3 separate regions of the Mus musculus genome follow, and regions 2 and 3 are each linked to region 1. A link is a loop called in an ENCODE intact Hi-C map of the cell type or tissue named here. Cell type or tissue: left cerebral cortex. All regions are shown on one strand. Each heading gives the region's core, and the rest is flanking DNA. Links, peaks and the distances in the headings are about the cores only.

Region 1 (8,280 bases), core at 1,473-6,472:
CACTGGTGAGGGCTGGAATTGATTGGAGAGCCTTTCAGATAACAGAACCCACTCACCAATGTTAATTTATTGCTACAGCATTAGGAATGGAACCCTGGCCGGGGGTGGTGGCGCATGCCTTTAATGCCTTTAACTTGGGAGGCAGAGGCAGTAGGATTTCTGAGTTTGAGGCCAGCCTGGTCTACAGAGTGAGTTTCAGGACAGCCAAGACTACACAGAGAAACCCTGTCTCAAAAACCAGAAAACAAACAAACAAACAAACAAACAAAACAAAACAAACAAAAAAAGGAATGGAACCCTGGATCTCACACGTTCCAAGCTAATGGGCTCTCGTGAGGCTTTGATATTGCTGTTACTGTCCAGTTCGAATTGTCACAGAGACCCACTGGTGACAGAGACCCACTGGTGACTGGGTCCTGGCTCCTGGGCCCATCTTCTGAACAGAGATAAAGGTGGCATCGATCCGTGTTTGAATCATGCCCACTCTGCTTCCTGTCTCAACCTTAGGCCAGAAGCTGAGCATCTCGGAATTTCTGTGTCCCATTTGTGAAGTGGTCATTCAGAGAGCTACCTAGCCCTCACAGACCAGAGACTGGGCTGCCTGTACTCTGGCCTCCTCTCGTCTTTTCCCTGGGTTCCCCCAGGATATAAAACGTGGAAGCAGTGTGCAGAGGCTATCAGCATGGTGAGGCCAGTGCATGGTTAGGGGTCACTGTGGGCCGGGCCTGGGGTGCAGCCATAGCTGGCCTGACCTCAGGAGGCTATGGGTATATTTGTGACACAGGGGACGTGCAGGTACTTCTTTGTCCCCTGCGATGGTCATCTTGTCCCCATCCCATGGTAGTCTCCCCTAACATGTCTAGGCCAAGAATGACAAGGATAGCTCCTAACAGGCAGACTTGCCAGTGCAGAGGCACACTGCGGCTTCCTCTCTAAGTTGTCCCCAGTGCTCAGCAGAGTGTCCCTCCCCACGTCCTGGAGAGGCCTGGTGAGATTGGTACCAAGACTGCCCCCTTCTGTAATGGGGACACTGAAGCCATGGCTCAGATGCTCTCACCCATCCTAGTCTCCTCTACATCCCCCCCCCCCCCCCCCCCGCAACCCAGGTAGGGGGAGGAGTCCATTACCTGGAAAGACAATGAGTGTAACCTCAAAAGACTCATCGCGGCCCAGTCTGTCAATCCCACACCAGTACTTCCCTGAATCCTTCAGGGTAAGGTCCCTCATGATCACGGTCATCGAGAGCTCTTGGGGACTGTCTCGGATGGACATCCTGCCTCGAGTCACCTCCTGGTCCTGATTTGCGTAGACAATGTCACCGCAGCGTGACACCAGGATGCCACCCTGCCGGCACCAATACTTCCTGTGCTCCTTCATCTTCTCCACGTAGGTACACCGCAGGGACACGGTGTCACCTTCAAATCCACTGATCTCCTTTGGACCCTTCAGGGCTTCATAACCTGAAAATGCAGCGTGAAAGGAGATGGGATTTCCACGGATCCAAGTACCAGGCCGAGAGCAGAAGTTCCCATTTCATGGGGATGAAGGGAGGCGTTCTTGTTAGAACATCTTGGGCAAACCATAGACCCCCAGGGTTCTCCCTTCCTCTGGGGAACCTTAGAACAAACATGTTATTTGAGAGACACAAGTCAGGCTGGCCAGATGGCTCGAGGGGTAGAGGAGCTTGCGGCTAAGCCTGACAACCTGAGTTCGATCCTCAGGAAGGAGAGAATAGATTCCCAAACGTTGTACACGGACCTTCCTCACATGTACTACAGCATTCATGGACTAATGTGTGCTCATATATGCACACACACACACATGATAAACACATGTAACAAAACCCTTAAAAACAGTGTGAGTTAATGTTATATATTTTTAAGGGAAAACCAAGCAAACATGGCCAACTGAGCAACTGATGTCAGTTACAAGATGTGATGTCTGTCAGTTACAAGATGCGATGTTAGTTATAAGATGTGTCCTGATGAACCCAGCCTGGGGGGGGGGTGCTCTTGATTCAGTTACTTGGAATCAGAGCAAGTTCAAGGCCAGTCTGTCTGAAGCATAAAATGGAGAGAAGGCTAGGGATATAGCTTAGTGGCAAAGCACTCATTTAGCATGCTCCGGGGCCTGGGTTCCACCCCTCCCCCAAGCATTGCCAAGGAGAAAGAAAGGATAAAAAAATTACAAAAGTAAAGAAAGCTTTGCTCCCTGTGGGTGACAGTGTGGTTACTTACTGTCCAGCCCTTTGCCCTCTTGCAATGAACGCACATTTTATAAATATGTATATGTATGTATATGTGTGTGTATGTATATGTGTATATGCGTATGTATGTATGTGTGTATACATATATATTATATACATGCATATACCACACATACTCTCTTTCTCACACACACACATACACAGACACACACATACTAACAATAATAAAATTAAAAAGTAAAGCAAGAAAAAAATGAAAGCAAAGAAAGAAAAAGCAAACTTAGTAGGTATTCAACCAAGTTAGCTGAGCTAACAGGGTAAGTGGATGTATGCTTGCTGCCCTGTGGTCAGAGAGGTTCTGCAGAGCCAGGGAACCCAAGGGAGAAAGACCCTGGGCTCAAGGTGCAAGAGCAGCAAGTGCTGAGCTCAGGGCTGCTGGGCTGCAGATGGGTTGTGAAATAGGGATGTATTCCACCCCACCCCACCCCACCTCCTCATGGTGTGGAGGGAAGGCATAACCACAGACCACAAGAGCGTGCTCAGGCCTGCATCTGTAAGCCCCTCCATCCCAGCCACCTCTGACCCCTCTCACCTGGGAGCACCAGGCAGCCCCATAGCAGGACCAGAGGCCTCATGGTGGGTGCTGGACACTGCAGTTGCCTGCAATTGGGAGCTCTTCTGAGCTTTAGCTTCTGCCGGGCTGGAGCCAGGAAGGGAGGGGTGGGGGGCGGGCCATCGAGCTCAGCTCCGCCTTGGAGGGCCTTCTGCTTTTTCCTTTACTCTTTTCCCCCTTCTACCCAGTGCCAGTTACCACAGGTTGCAGACCCACCCAATCTCCAGCCCCTACTTAGCCTTAATCTGTGATTTGCCTGTGTAATTCATCATGGCCTTTGGGAACCTCTGATATATTGTTTTTCCTTTTGCACATGCCTTTAATCCCAGAGCTTAGGAGGCAGAGGCAGGTGGATTTCTGAGTTCGAGGCCAGCCTGGTCTTCAGAGTGAGTTCCAGGCTATACGGAGAAACCCTGTCTCAAAATAAATAAATAAATAAATAAATAATTCTCAGAGGTGTGCATAACTTGACACTGCTACTATAAGAATCACAAACCCTGGAACAACCAGTCATTGCTGATATCCCCAAATACTTCACTATTTGGGAAATTATTAGTTTTTTGACCTGCCCCTGGATCTGAGTATTAAAGTACTAAATATGGAAGCTTATTTGTTAATTAGTAAATCACTGATAATATATTTTAAACTATATCCCTATTTTTAGCATCTTAATTTAAGCTTATTATTTTCATTGTATTTATTTTTCATGTGCATGGATGGTTTGCCTGCGTGTCTGTGCACCCTGTGTACGCAGTTCTCACAGAGGCCAGAAGAGGGCACTGGATCTCCTGAGGCTGAAGTTACAGATGGCTATGAGCCACCATGCGAGTGCTGGGAATAGAACCAGGGTCCTGGAAAAACAACCTGTGTTCTTAACCGCTGAGCCACCTCTCCAACACTCTATTTTTAGTTTATTAAAAATTTAAAATTATATTTTCAGAAAGCAACTTTATAGAGTCCACCTTCAACATTTTCATAGAGTCCAGGAATCCAGCTGAGAATATCAGGCTTGTAAAGGCCATCTTGTCGGCCCTTCTTTATTTTAAACACGTGAACTTGTTTCATATGCATATGAGCCATTATTTTGGGGTGTGGGAGATCTGTAAGCTTCTTCTCTTCACACTGCTGAAGTGTGAAGGGTAAAAAATTTAAAGACCAATTATATAGCCCTTCTGATCAGCATCCCATTGTCTGGGATGCAGTACCGTCATTGGCCACAGGGCGGCGGCTTCAGCAGGGCTGAGCTGAGCTCTGCGGGAGCTTTGGGTCAGCTGCTTTGAAAGGCGGGTCCCCTGAACCGAGCGCTTTGTCTTGCTGGACACTTGCAAAAGTTAATCAGTGGCTTGTTTCCCCTTTGCAGACTTGCTTATTGCTTCAAGGGAACAGAACAAACGCACGCTAGAGGGAGCTCTGAGCCATTTTCCAAAATAGCTGTCTTTCAGGCTTTCAAAGTCAGTATGACATCTAAGCAAATATTTATATTATACAGATAAGTAAGAACGGAGGGAAGGCAAGGATTGGAGTATTACAAGTAACTCACCTTCTGCCTTATAAAATCACTCTTAGTATTTTGGTATGTTTCTTTTCGACCCCTGGGGGTGGGGTAGGAGTTGTTAAAGCCCAGTTGTTGTGAGAGGGGAGTTTGTTCTTGTGGCTCTGGTAATAGAGGGCGTAAGTATTACATTTATTTATTCTCATGTTTTAAGTGTGTATGAGCACGTGAATGTCATAGCATGCTATGAACAACGTAGGACAACGTGCAGGACTCAGTTCTTTCTTTCCGCCCTGTGGGCTCCGGGCATATACCACAGGTCGTATTGTTTGGCTGCGAGTGTCTTTACGAACAGAGCCATCTCTCCAGCAACAGGGCACATGTCTTGATTACACAGTGCTTGGCAGGCATTCCTGCTGTTTACTGACCTGGAATATGTCATCATGAAACCCTACTGACCTCAGTCCGGAACATGACTCCCTTTCCTGTGTACAGATCACCCAAGAGAAGTGGTTTTTGCAGTTTGAAACATACACACACACACACACACACACACACAATCTACTCTAGCTTTGCATGGTATATTTCTGCACGTCTTTATTTCTAGATGTTCCTTGTTCTTTGTGTCTAGCTTATTCATCATAAGCAGGGCAAGCGCTTGACACTCCATTATATTTTTAGGGCTGTAGGAGCTGGCCCCTGACATTTTTGAAATATGTGCTTTTTAGTAATAAATTGTTTTCTTTTTATTTCTCCCCCCAGCGTAGCTGGGATATTATAATATTTAAAACATTAAGCATAGAACAGGCACAGTATTCATGATTGTCGTTTCAGGGGAATATGGAAGTTGTTACCAAATGCTTCCTTATACAGATGGAGCACTGGGTTTGAAGCTTGCCCCCCCCTCCATACTCTTCACCTGTGTATTTAAACATCATTACCTCTTCGCCCCCTGCCCCACACCTTGCCCAGGAGCTGACCTGGAGGACCTGGTAAAAACCAGATCTTTTAGAGTTTAGAGTTTAGAGTTTAGAGGTTAGAGGTTAGAGGTTAGAGGTTAGAGGTTAGAGGTATGGCTCATGGATTAAGAGCATTGAGCAGTCAGGGCTCTTACCTGATGAGCCATCTCACCAGTCCCAAAACACCTATTTTTAATGATGGTTCTTAAATGCTTTAACCTCCCTTGTAGCCCATCACTCACCAGAGGTAGTGGGAAAGAAAGGATACGGGTGGGGGGCAGGGGAGTGGAACTGTTTAGAAAGGTTCTTTGGAGCAACCCCTGTCTGTTTTGTCTGGAAATCAGCAGTTCAGTTCACAGGTTAGCAGTGGCAGCTCAATCCACTTGCAAACACTTCACAGATACACCAGCAGTCCAGTTTGGTAGAGTCGGTTTAGCAAACATGAATCAGCAGCAGCGACACTACCTAGCAGAGACAGCCAGGCGTCAGCCTCGTCAGCCTCGGCATAAGTCAGCAGGAGGGACCAGAAGAAACACGCAAATGCATGTTTGTCTCAGCTGACATCACTCTGCCAGTCAGCCCGAGTCTGAGGAAGTGGCAAGAAACTGCAGCACACCACCAGAAGGCTTTTGGTATCCACAAATGCAGCTCAACTATGCAGTGTAAGGTCATCGGATCCCTAATACAGATGGTTGTAAACCACACTATTGTTGCCGGGACTTGAACTCAGGACCTCTGGAAAAGCAGCCAGTGCTCTTAATGACTGAGCCATCTCACCAGTCCTCACTTTTTATTCTTCAATTGCCTGTATATGGGTGTTTTGCTGGAGTGTCTGTGCACCATGTTGGAGTAGGGCCTGAGCAGTCCTGAAGAAGGCGTTTAGTTCCCCTGGCACTGAAATTACAGATGGTAGTGGGTGCTGTAAATCACACCCAAACCCTCAGGAGGGAAGACCCATGCTTCTAAGTGCAGCTCCATTCCTCTCTCTAAGCCTTGGTGAGTCTCCCAGAGCACACACCCAGCACCGTGGAGCAGCTAAGTCGAGCATGTACTGCATTGGGGCAGGCTCCCAGGAAAATGAACAAGGAGGTGTAGTGACATACGCCTAGTCCATCCCCCAGCCTCTGACCCCCATTCATCAGTCAAATCAGCCAAGACTTGGGGAGAGGCCAAAAGCACCAACCCAGCAGGCTCTGTCCTATGGCAGGGCACATCAGGACTGGAAAGGGGCCTTCTCAGCAAAGATTGTGCTCTATGAGATGGGAAGCCATTAACTCCGGAAGAGTCTGTCCCAGACAGCTACCAGGCTTGCGGTAGACACCCTGTGGGCAAGAGAGACTCCTGCGTGTTCAGCTCTTGGGATGCTGTAGAGCAGCTGAGCCCACACAGGTGTGATGTGTCTCTCACTCGGTCCTCTGTTCCAGCTTCCCCATCCCTGGCAGGTGCGAACTGTGTTTTAACTGGTGCTACAAACAAATCGGAGTCTGTTAAAGTATCTGTGTCGGCTCTTCTAACAGTTTTCAGGCTGAGGAATAGAATCGCCTTGGTAGCAGCGGGGAGGGCGGCCAGAGCAGAGCAGAAAGCCCACCTCGCTCAGGGGCTGGGTGAGAGAGAAGCTGTCCCTCATGCTGGCGGATTCTGCATCTGCGATTCAAACAAACTCAGATGGAGAAAGGGGGGCTGGGGGAGTCCAGGAAGCTAGATACTGGTGAGATAGCCATGCAAGCCTGAGGATTTGAATCTGATCCTCTGAAGCCACGTAGAGATGGGGGAAGAGATCTGATCCCACAGAGCTGTCCTCAGACATGCAAACTACGGCACAACCCTTAGAGGTATCATTCAGTGACAGAGAATTTACCTAATGTGCAAGACCCAAGTTTGATCATCAGCAAACACACACACACACACACACACACACACACACACACACACAGAGAGAGAGAGAGAGAGAGAGAGAGAGAGAGGCTCAATAATTAAAAATTTTAAAGAGATTTATTTATTTTTTATTTTGTATATAAGAGTGTTTACTTATGTCCCACATACATGCCTGCTATCCAAGGAAGCCCCAGAAAGGGGTGTTGGATCCCCGGGAACTGGAGCTATAGAAGGTTGTGAGCTGCCATGTAAGTGTTGAGAATTAAACCTGGGTCCTTTGCAAGAGCAGCATACTGAGCCATCTCTCCAGTTCCAATAAAAAAAAAATTTTAAAGTCCAGAAATTTTTAGAGAAGCAAAATTTGAGTTTGCTACATGCTAAGTAGTACATTGTCTGCATGTGGACAGAGTGACATGGGCAGACCCTGCTGTAGGCCCCAGCATTTCATAGATCAGACCCTCAGCATCTCTCGGGTGCTCAGGAGTCAGGCATTGTCCGCTACACCTTTGCGTGTGTGTGTGTGTGTGTGTGTGTGTGTGTGCACTTGAGTGTGTGTGCACGCGAGTGTGTGTGCATGTTGTCAGGGATCAAACTTAGGTCCTCAACATGTGAGGTAAATGCTTCTATTACTGAGTTACACCCTGGCCCTTAATTTATCTCTTTTTGGACTCTGCCTTTAAGCCACCCAGACTGGCCTTGAACCCACTCTGTATTCACAGGCCTTGAAATCGCAAGCCTTCTGCCTTCTGCCTCGGCCTCCCAAACAGCTTTGATAAGAGCCGATGACAGCAGCCCTGGCTCTTCAGACGTATGATGGCTGCATCTCTAGTGAACTTGGCAGTGTTCTCTAAGCTTACAGAAGAACAACTATTGATATGGTGCCTTCTTTGTATCAGGTATTTGAAGCCACCCATGAACGAGACATGCACAAGTTAAGGCAAACACAATGACATTTTATAGAAGGGTCTTGAGCATTAATGTTTGTTAATCTGGGGGAGGTGTACTAGAATCAACGCCCCGGGGATACTGAGAGATGACTATATATTTTAAAATCTCCCTAAGAACATTAACCTAGCCAGATGCCATGTGGTATCTTGGATTGGATCCCAAGGACACAGAAAAATTATTAGAGAAG
Region 2 (8,280 bases), core at 1,099-6,098, 120 kb after region 1:
GCTAAGGGACAGAGGTATAGTCCCTAAAGTCCCCTGGGTAGTCCCTTTACCCTCTCTTTGTCTCAATCCCTGCCCCACCCTCAAGGCTGGGCCACTTAGGACTCTGTGACTTGAATATCTTCTTTGTGCTTCTGTTTTGTCTTGTCTTTGAGATAGGGTCTTATGTAGCTCAGGCTGGCCTCGGAGCTTTGAACTCTATAAGTAGCTAAGATGACCTGGACCTTCTAATGCTCTGGTCTGCACTTGCTCAGTGCTGGGACTGCAGGTGTGTGTTTTATCACTTTGAGTCTGGCGTTGGGGATCAAACCCTGAGCCTCACACACACCTCATGCTCTCCACTGAAGACTCCTGTCAACTGAGTCGTATCCCCAGCCAAAGGGGATTTCTTTTTAATGATAAAAAGTGACTAAATAGGGGCTGGAGAGATGGCTCAGTGGTTAAGAGTACTGACTGCTCTTCTGAAGGTCCCGAGTTCAATTCCTAGCAACCACATGATGGCTCACAAACATCTGTAATGAGATCTGACGCCCTCTTCTGGAGTGTCTGAAGTCAGTGACAGCGTACTCAAATATAATAAATAAGTAAATAAATAAATCTTTTTTTTAAGTGACTAAATAAAAATACTAATTAAGCATTTAAAATTCCCCTTTTATTGAAAAAGGCAATTCCCACTGCTCATGGAAAATACAGAGAACCAAGCCACAAAGAAAAATGACATAAAGTAAGACAGAGGCTTCTGTCCCTTGTCTGCTGAGGTGGCCTCAGTTCCCCAGCAGGACCTGTTGGGATAAGGACAGTAGAGCCCTGGAGAGCCTCTAGGTTTTTGTTGTTGTTTGTCCGTGTGTGTGTGTGTGTGTGTGTGTGTGTGTGTGTGTGTACTGCAGTAGAGGTTAGAAACCAACATCTCCTCCCACTGTGGTTCCACAGAGCGAGCTCAGGTTACCTCAGGCTTCCATAGAAAGTGCCTTTATTGATTAAGCCATTTTTCCAGTTGAGAGGAAGGTTGCTATTGTTGGTGATTGTTTTGTCTCTTTGAGACAGGGTTAGCCTTGGCTGTCCTGAAACTCACTCTGTAGACCAGGCTGGCCTCGAACTCAAAAATCCACCTTCCTCGGCCTCCCAAGGGCTGGGATTAAAAGCATGTGCCGAGAAGAGAAATCTTAGTGGATGGTGAGGCAGGGGACAGACCCACAGTTGTGAGGTCTGAGAGAGCCAGTCAGAATGGCAAGCCATTCTGGTCAGGAAGCCCGCCCTTTTCCTGCGTCTGTGTGACCTTGCACAAGACTCTTGGCATTCCTGGTGTGTGCCATTTTCTTGAGTGGAGGGGCATGGCACATTTGTCCCTTAGGAAGCCACAGGGGACCTTCAGGTGCTCTAGTGTTTGTACCCGGCAGCATGTCGAATAGTTTGTGGGTAGCCTGTGCTATCCCTGGGACATGCCTCACCTGCATGCTGGGTCTCAGCCTGGGACAGAGTATCTGGAGAAGAGAGACCGTATGTATTTCTTCTTTCCCCTTGGATGCCACAGTGCCCATCCCTGAGCAGGATGGGAAGACAACATTTATTATGTATCTGCTGCACGGTAGACATGACTGAGGCCTCATACACATGGCTAGAGACATGTGGAACTTACATCCACCCACTGTACAGATGGGGAAAATCAAGGCTGGCCATGGTGACTTGACCCTCCAAGGAACATGTGAGGGGAAAATGAATCAACCAAGATGGGGCAGTAGCCCCACAACCAAGAGCTGATCCCCTTATGAGTCTGGACCTTAACTGAGCTTGTACTGACGCATCCTGGGGGCCTGGAGGCAGCAAGAGGTGGCTCCTGATGTTCCCCGGACCGTAGATCCAGCTTGGCTCCCTGCTCCTGGAGCCTCATTCTCCCCCAGGCCACATGATACCACTTCTGGGCACAGCACTCGCCCAGTTTCTTACCAGGCCTCTCTAGGATGGCAGCATCCCAATGCTCTATAAATAGTCTCTCCTGAGCCCCAGACGGCCAGTTGGCAAACATTGTAATTTGCTGAAAAGTTTGGAATGTGTCTAAAAATGAAGACAACAAATGAGACCAGGCTCGGGGTGGGGGTGGCGGGGTGGGGCAGGGTGCAAGTGGCAGATCTGTTTCAGAGGACAGCTGAGGCTCCCTGTTTGGGCCAGAGTCCCCATGAGGGCACCCGTGCCAAGACGCCTCGATGAATGTGAACATGGGAGGTAAATATTATCCTCCCTTCACTGTGCTGTGGTTGCCTCCCATGCTGGCCTTTTCGCCGATGCTCTTGGCCAAAGCTGACAGCAACACACAGGGATCCTGGGAGCCAGAAGAACATCCCAAATAATGCCATTTAATTCCTTTTATTTACAAATGAGGGAGAGATGTCTCAAAACCCCAATAGCATCTAGAAACAGAACAGAGTGCTGAGTCGGCCCCATCCTGGCCAGCCAGCTTGGAGTGAAGTGTTAGAGCCCTGACTTCCTCTGCAGAGCTGCTCCCTGTGTGGTATCTCATCTCATGGCTCTCTCTGGTCCCCCTGAGGGCTGACGCTGGACTAGCTGCTCTTCTGATGTTCCAGCCTGACCCCATCTGGCTGCCTAGAGGCAAAGACCATGGCTCAGGGTAGACCTTTACCCTCACCCCCAGAGCCAGTGAAAGGCTCTCATTAGGACCTCTGAGGCCAGGCCAGCAGTAGGCTCTTCCTGCCCTCAGGGAGAGCTCACTGCAGTAAAAGCCATTTGTCCTTGTCTTCTAGAATTTTGATTTTCCCTTATACGGGAACAAAACCAAGACTAGAACATTGAACAGGAGAAGGGCTGAGACATAGTTTCAGCCAACAAATGCTTGCCTGGACGACATGGTAGATTCCTGGGGTTCACTGGCCAGTCAGCTGAGCCTAACTAGTGAGATCAGGTCCCAGTGAACACTCCCATCTCAAAATCAAGGCAGAGGCTGAGGGGATGGCTCAGTGCACAGAGGTGTTGTACTGGCCTGACTACCGAGTGTGGACTCAGAGGCCACTCCTGAAGCGGGGTGGGGAATGGAGGTATCTCAGGGTAAAGAAGAGAGACAAGACGGGAGACAAGGATGGACATCTGAAGTCCTCTGACCTCACACTTATATGCATGCTCTCACACACATTCAAATACACATACACACACAACAAACAAACAAACAAACAACCCAAGATTAACGGCTTCTGAGGAACAACACCTGAAGTTGACTTCTGGACGCCACACAAATGCTCACTCTCACACACAAACATTTGTGCACACACACACACACACACACACACACACACACACACACACACTGTGGAAGGGTGAGGGTCAGGGAACAGGAAATGAGGCTCTCATCCAGCAGTCTCTCCCTGTGTGTGTGACTTGGGCAAGCCACTTGCCCTTGCCCAGCCTCTGCTTGCCCTTGTGTAAAACTAAATAGTGACACAAGTTTGTAGCAAACATCTGTTATAGGCACGTTCTCTTTAACAACTGCATAAGCAAGACATTTTTATCCCACTTTAGACAAAGACATTGAGGCAGAGAGGTTAGAGAGCTTGTCCAAGATCATACCATTTTTTTTGTTTTGTTTTGTTTGTTTATTTGTTTTTAGTTTAAGACTTACAATGCCCAACCTTCTAAAGTCCCTTTCAGTGCTGATAATTCAGTGATTCCAGACACAGTAGTAACCAGTACTTTAGTACTGATTTAGTTGGTAGCTCCCAGCTTTGGGCTGCTGAAAGGCTTGGCGACAGAGAGCAACAAAGAGTGAGGGATAATCACATTGGTGTGAAGTCTATGCACGACACGGAGCCAGGATGCAAAATACTGGCTCTCTAGAACATTCCACTACCACAGAAGGCACATAGCCCTCTTTAGGGTTGCTTTGTGAGAACTATGGTTGACCATCGCCACCTGGCGGACACATGTGGAACTGCATGGTGGAATTAATTCTTAGGGAGGATGGAGAAATCTTGACTATAACTTGGATATAACTTGGATACTGTCTATATTGTGTGTCAGGCATTAGCACGTGCAGGTACCAGGCCTGACCCCCAGTACAGAGAATCAGGACCTCAAAGACATTGGAGGTCTGTGTTTTTAGACCCAAGCCACAGCCAGAGAACCCCACGGATAGAACAGAAGGGTACTGGAATTTTGCTCAGCGCTCCCTAGTACCACCCATCTAAACTACTAGGCCTTTCCAGACAGATGACAGAACACATTCTTCAGGAATTATTTATGAAAGAAATCTGGGTACCAACAACATGGTTCTTACTGCTGACCTGCATTCGATACCCAGGACTCTCGTGGAAAGAGAGATGTGGTGCCCACCAAGATGCATATGCACATGGTGAGAATTATTTGGTCTAAAATGGCAGTGCTGAGGAGGAGAGTCCTGCATTGAGGAGCGCCAAGGACTCCATTTTTAGGTGTCCAACCCAGTGAGAGACCAAAGCCCATTTGGAAGAGGGGGCAGTGTGGCAGGAAAGTGGGCTGAGATCCAAGTAGACAAGGGATACATCTCAGCGCCACCTAGGTCACACAAATTCTTTGGACTTTAGTTCCCAGCTCTGCAAAGTGGGATTCACACACTGCTTCCATTCATTCTCCTAATCCTGTCATTTCTCCCTGAGTCATCCTTTCTCCTGGTTCACCACACTGGTATCTGGTAGGTCTGGTTGTCATGCCATGGCCACCTCCTGGCCTCTCTCACTTTTGCTCCACAACTTCTGAGTAGCAACCACAACACAGTATCTGAGTTGTCCAGTGCCTTCCCCATTCTTGACCTTATCCACTCTTCCCAGTCTTCCAGAAACATCTATGAGCTCTGTGAACGAATGAGTCTGAGTGAGGCTTGGGCTCCAGTCCCAAGTAATCAGACAGGGACATCTGTGTCTGCCAGTGACCACCTCCCAGCTCACAGGGAGTGGTGCTACTAGGAGGTATGGTCTTGTTGGGGTAAGTGTGGCCTTGTTAGATGACATGTGTCACTGTAGGGACAGGCTCTGAGTTCTCTCTCCTATGCTCAAGCTCCAACCAGTGTGGAACTCAGTCCCCCATTTCTGCTGCCTTTGGATCAAGAGGTAGAACTCATGGCTCCTCTAGTACCACGTCTGCCTGCCCGCTGCCATGCTTCCTGTCATGGGGATAATGGACTGAACCTCTGAAACTGTAAGCCAGCCCCAGTTAAATGTGTTCCTTTATAAGAGTTATCTTGGTCATGGTGTCTCTTCACAGCAATGAAACCCTAACTAAGACAGAAAGCTACACCTCGAATCCAAATGCCTGCCTGAGTCTGGTGTCAGAGCCCACCTTCGCTTGGAATCAGCCCTCCTGTGGCCTCTCCCACATTCCCTACTTGCATTCTTTCATAACACTCCCAAACCCTGTTTCAGAGCTCATTCCCTTAACCTTGCCTTCCTCCTCTTCCAGGAAGCCTCTCTGGGCTTCTGTAGGTAGCCTCTCCCTGCCTCCCTTCCTGTCTTTATTCTTCACTCACCCCTCTCTGGGTAGGGATGGAGTAAGTCAGTGCTGCTATCTCTCCATGTAGCTCCATTGTGAGCAGAATGAGAGTGGTCAACTAGCCTCCTGCCTCCTGCCTCCTGCCTCCTGCCTCCTGCCTCCTGCCTCCTGCCTCCTGCCTCCTGCCTCCTGCCTCCTGCCTCCTGCCTCCTGCCTCCTGCCTCCTGCCTCCTGCCTCCTGCCTCCTGCCTCCTGCCTCCTGCCTCCTGCCTCCCTTGGCACTGAGTGAGAAGACACCATTGGTGGGCATGGTGGCTCAGAGGGTAATGGTGTGCCTGCTTCTAATCCTGATGGCATGCATAGCGGGAACAGAGAACCAAGACCTTCACGTGTATGTGTAGCACCCACATATCCATATACTCCCATGCTCTTCCATATATGCCCACAGAACAAATAAACAAGATGAAATTAGCTTTTAAATTTGAGAACGGGATCACTTTGGCTACTGTGATCTCCAGGCAACACTTTTCACTACACAGTAACTGTGTCAGCTCCAGGATCTTCCCTATGTCCATCGGGTCTCGCAGGACAAACAGTTCATCCTTCGTCTAGCCCCACTTCGCCCCTTTGCATACTCAGTGTCAGGGGTGGGGTGCGGTGGACGCTGCTTCTACTGTAGTTGAACGCTCTAAGTCACAGACTAGGCGGCATTCAGAAGCCTGCGATTTGCTTTGGCTACTGGTGAGCTGTGGTGGTATTAGAGGTCCCCCTCAGCCTGTTGTGGTGGCTCACAACTTTAATCCCAGCACCCAGGAAGCAAAGACAGGCAGATCTCTGAGTTTGATGCCAGCCTGGTCTACCGAGCAAGTTCCAGGACAGCCAGGACTACACAGAGAAACCCTGTCTTGAAAAGACCAAACCAAGGGAAGGAGGAAGAAGAGGAGGAGGGGGAGGAGGAGGAGGAGGAGAAGGAGGAGGAGGAGGAGGAGGAGGAGGAGGAGGAGGAGGAGGAGGAGGAGGATCTGAGCTGCTCTGGGGTCAGGATGACCAGCTGGGAGTAGAGGGGACTGAAACCCTCCATGGAACTCAGGTGCAGAGTCTCCAGATGAGCTGCCTGGCTTAAGCTCCCCTCTGAAAGTCACACACTGAAAATGGAAGCTAGAGGGAACCTGCTGGGTCCACACACAATGCTAATGCCTTTCATACCTGAACCTGGCCTCAGAATCCCTGGTGAACCCCAAGAACCCAAGTCTGAGTCTAAGGTTGCATCCAGACCAGCGGACACAGACCTTCCAGCAGGGGGACCCAGGGGACAGTATTTTGAAGGTCCCTCAGTGAGTGTGGTATGCAACCAGGGGGAAAACAGAGACCACTGGCTGAAGTAGCATTTTGCAAGCTGGCCAGTGGGACCCTTTGGGTCACCATATGGCTTAGTTTCCATCATATCTATGAAGGGGACATGGCAGTGCCCTGCTTGGAGGAGTCGAAGCCGTACCCCAGTCTTCTTGCCCACCAGCACATTTGGTTCTATTTACTGTGGAGTTTATTGTGTTGTTTGGGTTGTGTTTTGTGATTTTGGAGACAGACTCTCACATAGCCCAGGCTGGTTTGGAACTTGCTATCTAGCTGGAGATGACCTTGAACTCCTGACCCTTTTCTCTCCCCTTCCCAAGCACTGAGCCTGCAACACCACACTTTGCCTTCCTTTTGGGGAGCTCACTATGTCACCCAAGCCAGTCTTGAACTCACACTAATCCTCCTGTCTCAGCCTCCACAGTGCTGGGATGGCAGGTGTGTGTCATCACACCGGCTCGTTGTGCATTGGTTTGAATCTAGCCCTCTGCACGCTTGAACAGCCTATTTTCTTTCTTTGTGATTTTCATGCTCTATTCTGTCACCTTGTTCCCTCTGCCCAAGTATCTCTGTCTCCTCTCTCTCTTCTCTCTCTCTCTCTCTCTCTCTCTCTCTCTCTCTCACACACACACACAGAGAGAGAGAGAGAGAGAGAGACAGACAGACAGACAGACAGACAGAGACAGAGACAGATAGAGAGAGGCTGAGATCTTCATCCTTGTTCTTTGCTGCATCCCAAGCATCAAGTGACATGTACTAGTCATAGACCTTGTGGAAGGAATGAATGAACAGATGAATGGATGGATGGATGGATGGATGGATGGATGGATGGATGGATGGATGGTTCTGGTACCCAGGTCAGACACTAATCAACATGGCTGGTTGATTGACACCATCTCTCCTCTGCTTCTGTTTTTCCGTCTTCTACCCAAGCTTCTCGCCTATTGAGCTGCTTGCAGACCTAGTCAGGCCCCCCAAAGTCAAGCTGAAGCACCCTTCATCTCTCTTTCTCGGGCCACCTCATCCCAGCAGCAACCTTAGGTGTGCAGTATTGGAACGCTAGCAGGGAAGACGTGGTAATGTCTCACGATTTCGTTTGGAATTCTTTTCAGATGAAATGTCAGAAATATTAGTGAGGCAGAGTCGTAAATCTGATCCTAATACAGCATAGAGCTTATTAATGAAGAATAAATCACGGCAGGAGCCCCTGAGGAGTGCTCTCAGGGCCCAGGGGAAGATGGCATATTTATGAGGCCTCTCGCTTTCTCAGATAGATAGCCAAGGCAGGATCTGTCAGGGCAGTAGCCTTAACATCAGCCAATTATATTTTTTTCTAGTAAAAATTAATCTGTTCTATAGAAATTTCCTAAGCATTTATTGGATTAGGAACTCATCCAAAATATAGAAGATTAAATACACACTCCACATACACAGGGAACCCGCGCCACTTGGCTAAGATAGGAT
Region 3 (8,280 bases), core at 1,575-6,574, 98 kb before region 1:
GTCATCAATGTAACCCCATTATCCCTGACAGATACTGGCTGGGCTCCCACCTAGAGGGCTGTGTCCCCAGGCAGCCAATGGGACCCAGGTATACCCGAGTGAATGATTAACACCAAGCTCATGGACCTGGGGCCACTGGGTCCCAGCTGCTTCCTACTTACGGAAGGCCAGCCTCTACATGAATACAATATATATGAACAGCGACTTGACCTTCCAACAAAGCAAAAGCCTCCCATGGCGGACTCCTCAGCCCTAAGAGTGGCGGCTCTCCTTCTCTCCCCACTCCTTATCCTTTCCTATTATTTTGATTGTTTCTGAGACACAGTCTCAGTGCCATTCCCCCCATCCCCCCACCCCCCCCATCCTAGGATCTTAGTGTCTTCACCCCTACCCCCATGCTGGGATTTTAGGCATGCACCTCCACCGTGTTCCAAACTCAGATTCCCTTAATACTGCAACAAGCATTTTGCTAACTGAGCCATCTCTAAAGAGCTTCTGTATCTTAATTTCTTTTTAAAATGTACATTGGGGGGCTGGTGAGATGGCTCAGTTGGTAAGAGCACCCGATTCCTCTTCTGAAGGTCCAGAGTTCAAATCCCAGCAACCACATGGTGGCTCACAACCATCTGTAACAAGATCTGATGCCCTCTTCTGGAGTGTCTGAAGACAGCTACAGTGTACTTACATATAATAAATAAATAAATAAATACATAAATAAATAAATAAATCTTTAAATGTACATTGGGGGACTGGCTAGATGGCTCAACTGATAAGAGCACTGACTACTCTACCGAAGGTCCTGAGTTCAAATCCCAGCAACCACATGGTGGCTCACAACCACCCATAATGAGATCTGATGCCCTCTTCTGGTTTTTCTGAAGACAGCAACAGTGTGCTTATTTATAATAATAAGTAAATCTTTGGGCTTGAGCGAGCGGGGCCAACCAGAGTGAGCAGAGGTCTTAAATACAATTCCCAACAACCGCATGAAGGCTTACAACCATCTGTACAGCTACAGTGTACTCATATACCTTAAATAAATAAATAAATAAATAAATAAATAAATCTTTAAATGTGCATTGGTGTTTTGCCTGCATGCATGTCTGTGTGAGAGCGTCAGATCCCCTGAAACTGGAGTCACAGACAGCTGTGAGCTGCCACGTAGGTGCTGAATTGAACCCGGGTCCTCTGGAAGAGCAGCCAGTGCTCTTTACCAGCGAGCCATCTCTCTAGCTCCTGGCATACTTTCAAATTAGAAAAAAACGAAACAAAACAAAACAAACGCTTTTGTGTATATTATGGATGGAGACACTGATACACACAGGTTTCATTTTTTTTCTAAGTGTAGTTTTCCTCCAAGCCATAAATATATAAAAAACATTTTTTTGGAGGCAGGGTGTTGATGTGTATCCCAGGCTGTTTTGAAGTGTTTGCTTGTTTGTTTGTTTGCTTGTTTTGAGGTGTTTGATACTCCTGCTTAAGCTTCACAAGTGCTGGTAAAATATTCATGTAAATTCTGAACGCAAATACCTAACACATGAGCAGTGAAAAACCAAATGAGCTTTTGGACTTAAGAATTTCAGTTTCGGGGGTTGGAGAAACGGCTCAGTGGTTAAGAGCACTGGCTGTTCTTCCAGAGGTCCTGAGTTCAATTCCCAGCAACCACATGGTGGCTCACAATCATCTGTAATGGGATCTGATGCCCTCTTCTGTGCATGTAGCTGAGCACTCATACACAAAAGTAAACAAATAAAAAATAAATCTAAAAAAAAAAAAGAATGCCAGTGCCAGGGGACTGGAGAGACAGGACAGCCGCTAAAAGCGCATACTGTGCAGGCTTCTGCATGTCCAAGGCACACATAAACTTCCTCAAGGCCTCTCATACACACATGCAAAGAACGGTTTAATCAATTTCACTTCCAAGTGTTCTACCGCTGTATTCCAGCAGGGGGTGCTAAATGCGTTGTTTTCCCCTATTACCCTGGGGTTTTGTGGAATGATAGATTATCAGAAGTGGCACTGACCTTCAGTTTTGAGACTTTTTGATGGTTAGAAGGAGGGTGGGAAGAAGAAGATGAGAAAGATGAGGATGGGGGTGGAAAGAGGAAGGAGAGAATCTGAGGATCTGGGAACTTAAGAAAAATCTGTTGTCTGGAAAACAGTAGGGAACTCCCCTGGGCACTATTTGAAACATTTGCCAGGTGTTTGCTTTCTTTTCGTTTCTTATTTGTTTTGTTTCTTTCTTTTTCCCTTTGCTTCTGTTTTGTTTTGCTTTTTGTTTTTTATTTTTTGTTTTCCTCTGTGTAGCCCTGGCTGTCCTGGAACTCACTCTGTAGACCAGGCTGGCCTCGAACTCAGAAATCCACCTGCCCCTGCCTCCCAAGTGCTGGGATTAAAGGCGTGCGCCACCGCGCCCGGCATTCCCTTTGCTTCTTTTATTTGACAGAGTCTCATGGAATCCAGTGTAGCCATGTTTGCTTCTTTTATATTTCTGTACTTGTTATGTGTTTGTGCATGCATGCCCATGAGTACCATAGCACACACAGTCAGGTTGTGCACACACAAGCCCAGCCTGGAGTCAGCTCCTTCTACCCTGCTAATCCTGGGGCTCCAACTCAGGTCTTTAGCTTGGTGGTGAGTGCCTTTAGTCACTGAACCATCTTACTTCTTACCTCCTGCCTTCACCTGCCAAAGGCTAAGACTCGGTGTGCTGAGCATTGGTGGCACAAGCCTTTAATCCCCGAACTTATGAGGCAGAGGCAGGCGGCTCTCAATGAGTATGAGGCCAGCCTGGTCTACCCAGTGAGTTCCAAGATAGCCAGGGCTACACAGAGAAACCCTGTTTAATTAAAGACTTATTTTATTTATATGAGAACTCTGTCTTCAGACACACCAGAAGTGGGCATTAGATCACATTACAGGTGGTTGTGAGCCACCATGTGGTTTCTGGGAATCGAACTCAGGACCTCTGGAAGAGCAGCCAGTGGTCTTAACCGCTGAGCCATCTCTCCAGCACCCCCTTCCCCCCGAAACCCTGTCTTGAACACGCCCTACCAAAAAATAAAAAATAAAAAAGGTTGTAAAGTGTATTGCACCTAGCTTCAGCATGGGGTACTAGGGACGAGGGCCACAGTATTTCAGGTTTGCTGGGCAAGCACAGTATCAATTCAGTCCTGTGCAATACCAGTCTTCCCACTGATTCCTTGAAGCAGGCATTATCATTAAAGAGTCCCTAGGAGGCTGGATTCAGACACATGTTGGTGAGGTGTTTTCTAGAAGGTGGTCGGAAATGAGGCCTGCCATTTAAGAGAGCGGATCTATCTGGAAAGGTCCCTGGGGTTTGACAGTTGAAGCTCACTTCATGTAACAGAGGATACACATTTAATGTGTCCCTAGAGTGGGTATCAGCTGCCACGAGGGACTGTAGAAACATGAGCCCGTGGTAGACCAGGAGTTGGAAGTATGCCAGAGTTACCCCAGGATCACTCAGAATTCATGGTTGGAACATCTCAAGCAGGAACAGTCCACAGTGTGAATACCCCAGTGACTGAGAAGAGCCCTTGAATTCACCCACTAGTGACTTCCAGAGGGCCGGGGAAGCCAGAGAGCCAGGATAGGGGAAGGGCCTCGAACAACCGTAGGCTTGGAACTCCTAAAGAAGCTATAAGTCATGGCTGAAATGTGGGGTGTGTTTGGCTGTGTGTGTTATATGTACGAGTTTGGGCACATTAGTGCTGTGGCATTTGTGTGGGGTCAGGATAACCTTGGATATTGGTTCTCACCTTCTACCTTATTTTTGAGACAATGTCTCTTGTTCAACACAGTTAGCTCCTGTGGGTAAATTCATGTATGTCTCTGTGTTACAATGTTACAGATGGTCAATTAGTGGGTGTTTCGGAAGTTTCTGTGGGAAATGAACGTGTGAAGGGAAGGCCTGCGGAGTGTCAGGGTTTATGACCATGTCCTTAAAATGAATATTCAGTGTCTGCTACTTGAGAACGCACTAAATGTATTACATGTAGTTACAAGTAGTGGCCACCAGAGGGGGACGCCGACTCGCAGCTCCGTCCGAGGACGTGGCGCTTTCTCGTTCAGGAGCGCAGTGCTGAATCCGCGGAGGGAACCCTCAAGGGGGGCTGGCGGGACCCCGGGCCACTAGTGCTCGAGCTTGCCACCCCGCCTGTATTAGGAGTCAGAGCCTAGAAGATGGAGCCCTCCTTATTATTTTTCTGGGCACCATGTCAGATCTTAGCCCAGAAGGGGACCTGAGTGATGACTTGTGTGGAGTGGGCTGCGGTGGGGTATGGTGTGGTGGCCAGGGGATGGGGCGCCCTGAAAGCAACTTGGAGAACCACTGCAGGAGTTTGGGAAGTTGGCGCTTGAGAGCAGATGGTGTAGAAACCCAAGGTGGGCCGCTGGGGTGGTTACAATAGGGTTACTTACTTTTTAAAAATAAAATACATTTTTGTTATAAAAGTAATTTAGGAAAATTCCTGGAAAACTTGAAACTTGGTTAAACAAAACTTACAGTCTACAAATGTATTGCATTTGATCTGTTTCCTTCGACGTTCTTCTTTTTATTTCATGAAATTTCTTAAAAATTGAAACAGGGTCTTGCTCTGTAGCTTGGGCTGGCCACATCCTGGCAACGCTCTTCAGTTTCTTCTTCTGCACTTTAAAACCAAGCAAGCAACGAGCAACAAAAATCCCCACATCATCTCAAGCCAGTGAGATGGCTCAGTGGGTAGAAGCCCTTGCTGCCAAATGGCTGACCAGAATACGCACAGTGGAAGCAAAGAGCCGACTTCCTCAAAATGTTCTCTGACCTCCACAGGGACTCTGTGACGTGCGCATACACTGATGCACACAAATAGATAATGTAATTAAAAGTAAAAATAAAGGGGATGGTGAGATGGCTCAATGGGTAAGAGCACTGACTGCTCTTCCAAAGGACCTGAGTTCAAATCCCAGCAACCACAGGGTGGTTCACAACCACCCATAATGAGATCTGACGCCCTCTTCTGGTGCATCTGAAAACAGCTACAGTGTACTTATTTATAATAATAAATAAATCCTTAAAAAAAAAAAGTAAAAATAAGGGCCAGGCATGGTGTTACACACCTTTAATCCCACAGCAGAGTCATGCAGATCTCTGTGAGTTCCAGGCCAGCCTGGTCTACAGAATGAGTTCTAGGACAGCCAGGGCTACACAGAGAAACCCTGTCTGGAAAACAAAACAAACAAACAAACAAAAAATCAAAAAGAAAAAAAGAAAGAAGGAAAAAAAATAAACAAATTAAAAAACAACTTGAAAACAAAGGATGAGAGGAAAAAGAGTCTTACTAGGTGGGCTTTATGGTCTAACCATGTAATCTGAGCTTTTGGCGGTAAAACCTGAAGGGTCAGGAGTTCAAGGTCACCCTTTACTATGTATTGAATTTGAGCTAGCCTGGACTACATGAGATTCTGTCTACAAATGAACAGATATTATCTTCATCTTTTTTTTTTCAGGGTCATGAACAACTGAATCAGTAGAGGCTCGGCGTGCCTGGCTGACAGCAGCAAATTCCAGCTCTTCCTCTAGTGCACCAGGCCCTCAGCCTCTCTCTGTGGTTTCTCCTGTGACTCTTGTCAAGATCTCTTCCCAAAACAGCTGGATTTTTTTTCTTATTATTTTTCCATGGTTTGACTTATTTTTCCATTTAACTGTTAAAGTAGACTTTGTTACATCTATTAATTTCCTCTACACACACACACACACACACACACACACACACACACACACACACACACACGTGCATGCCACAGAACTTGTGCAGTCAGAAGACAACTTTGCTTGTCAGCTCTCTCTTTCCTCCAAGTGGATCTTGCGGATCAAACTCAGGTCCTCAGGCATGGCATCTTGTGTGTTTACCAGCTGAGCCGTCCTGCCCCACATCTGACTCTAATCTACCTGGGTCTCCAGGCATGCTGGGTACCAAGCTGGCGTTTAATCTACCTGAATTAGTAGGGCTGGCCGTTTTGGACAGTGCCTGCTCGTCATCATCCTGCCCCATCTCTCCTGACTGATGTAGGAGCGGGGTGTAGGGTACCCACTCCTTACCCTGTCTCTTTCCTGGGACTGTTTTAGGTGATGGGCAGGTCATTGCATGGATGATCCAATAATAATGCATTGGCTTTGAAGCATGAAGGATTCAAAGTTGACTACTTGGAGCTAGTGACATGGCTCAGTGGGTAAAGACTGTTGCTGAGCCTGGCAGCCTGAGAGTGACCTCCAGGGCCTGCCTAGTGGAAGGTAAACTGACTCCTACAAGCTGTAAGCTCTCTCCGTCTCTGTCTCTCTCTCTGTCTCTCTCTGTCTCTGTCTCTCTCTCTCTGACTTTGTCTCTCTCTTTCTCTGTCTCTCTCTGACTTTGTCTCTCTCTTTCTCTCTCTGTCTCTATCTCTCTCTGTCCTTCTCTGTCTCTCTGTCTCTCTCTCTCTCTGTCTCTCTCCCTCCCTCTCTCTCTCTTTGTGTCTCTCTGTCTCTCTCCCTCCCTCTCTCTCTGTCTCTCTGTCTCCCTCTCTCTCTGTCTCTCTGTCTCTGTCTCTGTCTCTCTGTCTCTCTCTCACACACACACACACACCACACGGCTGTAAGACCTTAGTAGCATGGGATAGAGGAAGATGAATCATTTCCCCTTTTCCATGCCCCACAGCTCCAGCTGTTACTCTCTCTCAGATCCACTCTCTCCATTTAAACTACAGGCATCTGTGTGTAAGGGTTGGGGTGCAGTGGGGCAGGGGCAGCAGTGTAAAAGGGAGAGTGGAGGTAGAGGGGCGGGGGATGGGGATGGGGAGATGGCTCAGAAGTTAAGAGTATTTACCGCTCACTGCTCTTGCAGAGGACCTGAGTTTGGTTCCCCTGCACCCACCAGGTGTCTCACAAACATCTGCAACTCCAATTCCAGGGGATCTGATGCTTTTTCTGATCTCGTCAGAGACCAGACAGGCACGTGGCACACAGACACACGTGCAGGCAAAAACACTCATCCACAGAAGAATAAAATTCCAACTACAGGTGGTGCTACTCAGTACGAATTCCAGGATTCAGGAGGCTGAGGCAGGGGAATCAGACATTGAAGGCTAGCTGGGCTACTTAGTGAGATCCAGTTGCAAAATAAATTGAAGAATAAAAAACCGAAAACATAACAACAAAAATCAAATTGCGTTGTTTGCTTGTGTGGGCTCTGGGGGCACACAGTGTCTTGTGACAGGTCCTGGAGCAGGGATGGGCACACAGGTGGCCTATGTTGATGGGGACTGCTGAGTGCAGTCAGTGGGGAGGGGGTGGTCTGTGTTGATTTCTCATGAACCTAAGTCTGGCCAGTGTTAGGCTGGAACTCCTGCTTACTCCTCAACTCCTCACAAGCTTGGGGAAGGGGGACTGCCTTCCTCTCAATCCTCCTCCACAGAAGAAACTCCCGCACCTCTCAGGGAAAACTCCCGGCTAACACGTCATCACTGCTCATGCCCCATCTCCCTCATCCTCATCTCCCCATTTCCAGCAACCCACCCAAGAGTGCCCGCCCAGGGGCTCAGTTTTTGACAATGTATGGACACAATCCGAGCTCCTAGCTGGCACAAGCTCTGTAAAACCCTCCTGCTTTACCCTGGATGGGTGACCTTGCCTACTTCCACCCGTGAGATCAGTAAACCCACCCCAGAGGCACCTCCTAATAAAACGGCCTTTATCTACTTTCAATCTGGTCTAATCCGGCCTATATCTGAGTCACCTAGGGAGAGGAAAAGAGTTTCAGTCAGTTTGAGGCAGGAGCAGCTGTCCTTGAGAGTGACCTGCTCAATCCCCCAGGGTGGATAGAGACTTGGATACACAACTTGGGGCTGGGCCAAGCCTTCTCCGATCTGGTCTCAGCCTGCATCCCTCCCACGCCCCGCCCCCATGCCCCCACCCCTCATTTCCCCAAGGGTGTTCATTGTGGCAGAAATCTGCAGCTGGTTTAGGAACAGGGGCAGGCATGGGACCCAAATAAACCAGTCTGGGGAGGGGAGAGGGGAGGGGAGAGAAGGGAGGGAAGGAGAAGAGAGGGGAGGACTGGAGACAGGCTCAGGATGAAGCTTGGGTCTCAGGGGCTCAGGCATTCATTACAGCCAGGAGTAATTAAAGGAGGAGTGGGGTGGGGAAGCTCCTCTCAGGGGACTCTGGGTGTGATTAAAAGATAAAGGTGAGAGCCGTGCATACTTTACCATCCAGGAATATTGTCCATTGGAGATCTGGCT

Evidence for each region. Hi-C counts contacts between places; a loop is a spot of excess contacts. Peaks named below come from ENCODE experiments on the same cell type or tissue, not always from the same donor. Only the 100,000 strongest peaks of a DNase experiment are listed, where the experiment ranks them.
Region 2: a loop joins it to region 1, with 4 times the contacts of the local background. A loop is called at or near these places in 11 of 42 quality-filtered maps.
Region 3: it touches region 1 in a loop (2.5-fold over the local background); 2 of 42 quality-filtered maps call a loop at or near these places.

The regions. Positions count from the first base shown.
Region 1 is chr11:102,036,152-102,044,431 of GRCm38, reverse strand. It overlaps Cd300lg (CD300 molecule like family member G), which reads right to left and starts at 2,921. Exons shown (of 7, transcript NM_027987.3): 1 at 2,799-2,921; 2 at 1,128-1,460. The coding sequence starts at 2,841. In left cerebral cortex, for the core only: a CTCF peak has its summit at 4,056; a DNase peak (open chromatin) is centred at 4,136.
Region 2 is chr11:101,915,454-101,923,733 of GRCm38, reverse strand. No RefSeq gene overlaps it. Among named protein-coding and RNA genes, the nearest start is that of Gm33662, 18 kb to the left of the region's middle. In left cerebral cortex, for the core only: a CTCF peak has its summit at 3,921 (motif pointing left); DNase peaks (open chromatin) are centred at 1,954 and 3,907.
Region 3 is chr11:102,134,363-102,142,642 of GRCm38, reverse strand. Gm39394 (a long non-coding RNA gene) reads right to left here. Exons shown (of 3, transcript XR_880225.3): 3 at 8,050-8,280. It overlaps Gm11586 (a long non-coding RNA gene), which reads left to right. Exons shown (of 3, transcript XR_880227.3): 3 at 1-524. Among named protein-coding and RNA genes, the nearest start is that of Nags, 7.0 kb to the left of the region's middle. In left cerebral cortex, for the core only: CTCF peaks have their summits at 1,947 (motif pointing right), 4,043 (motif pointing right) and 5,051 (motif pointing left); DNase peaks (open chromatin) are centred at 1,940 and 4,047.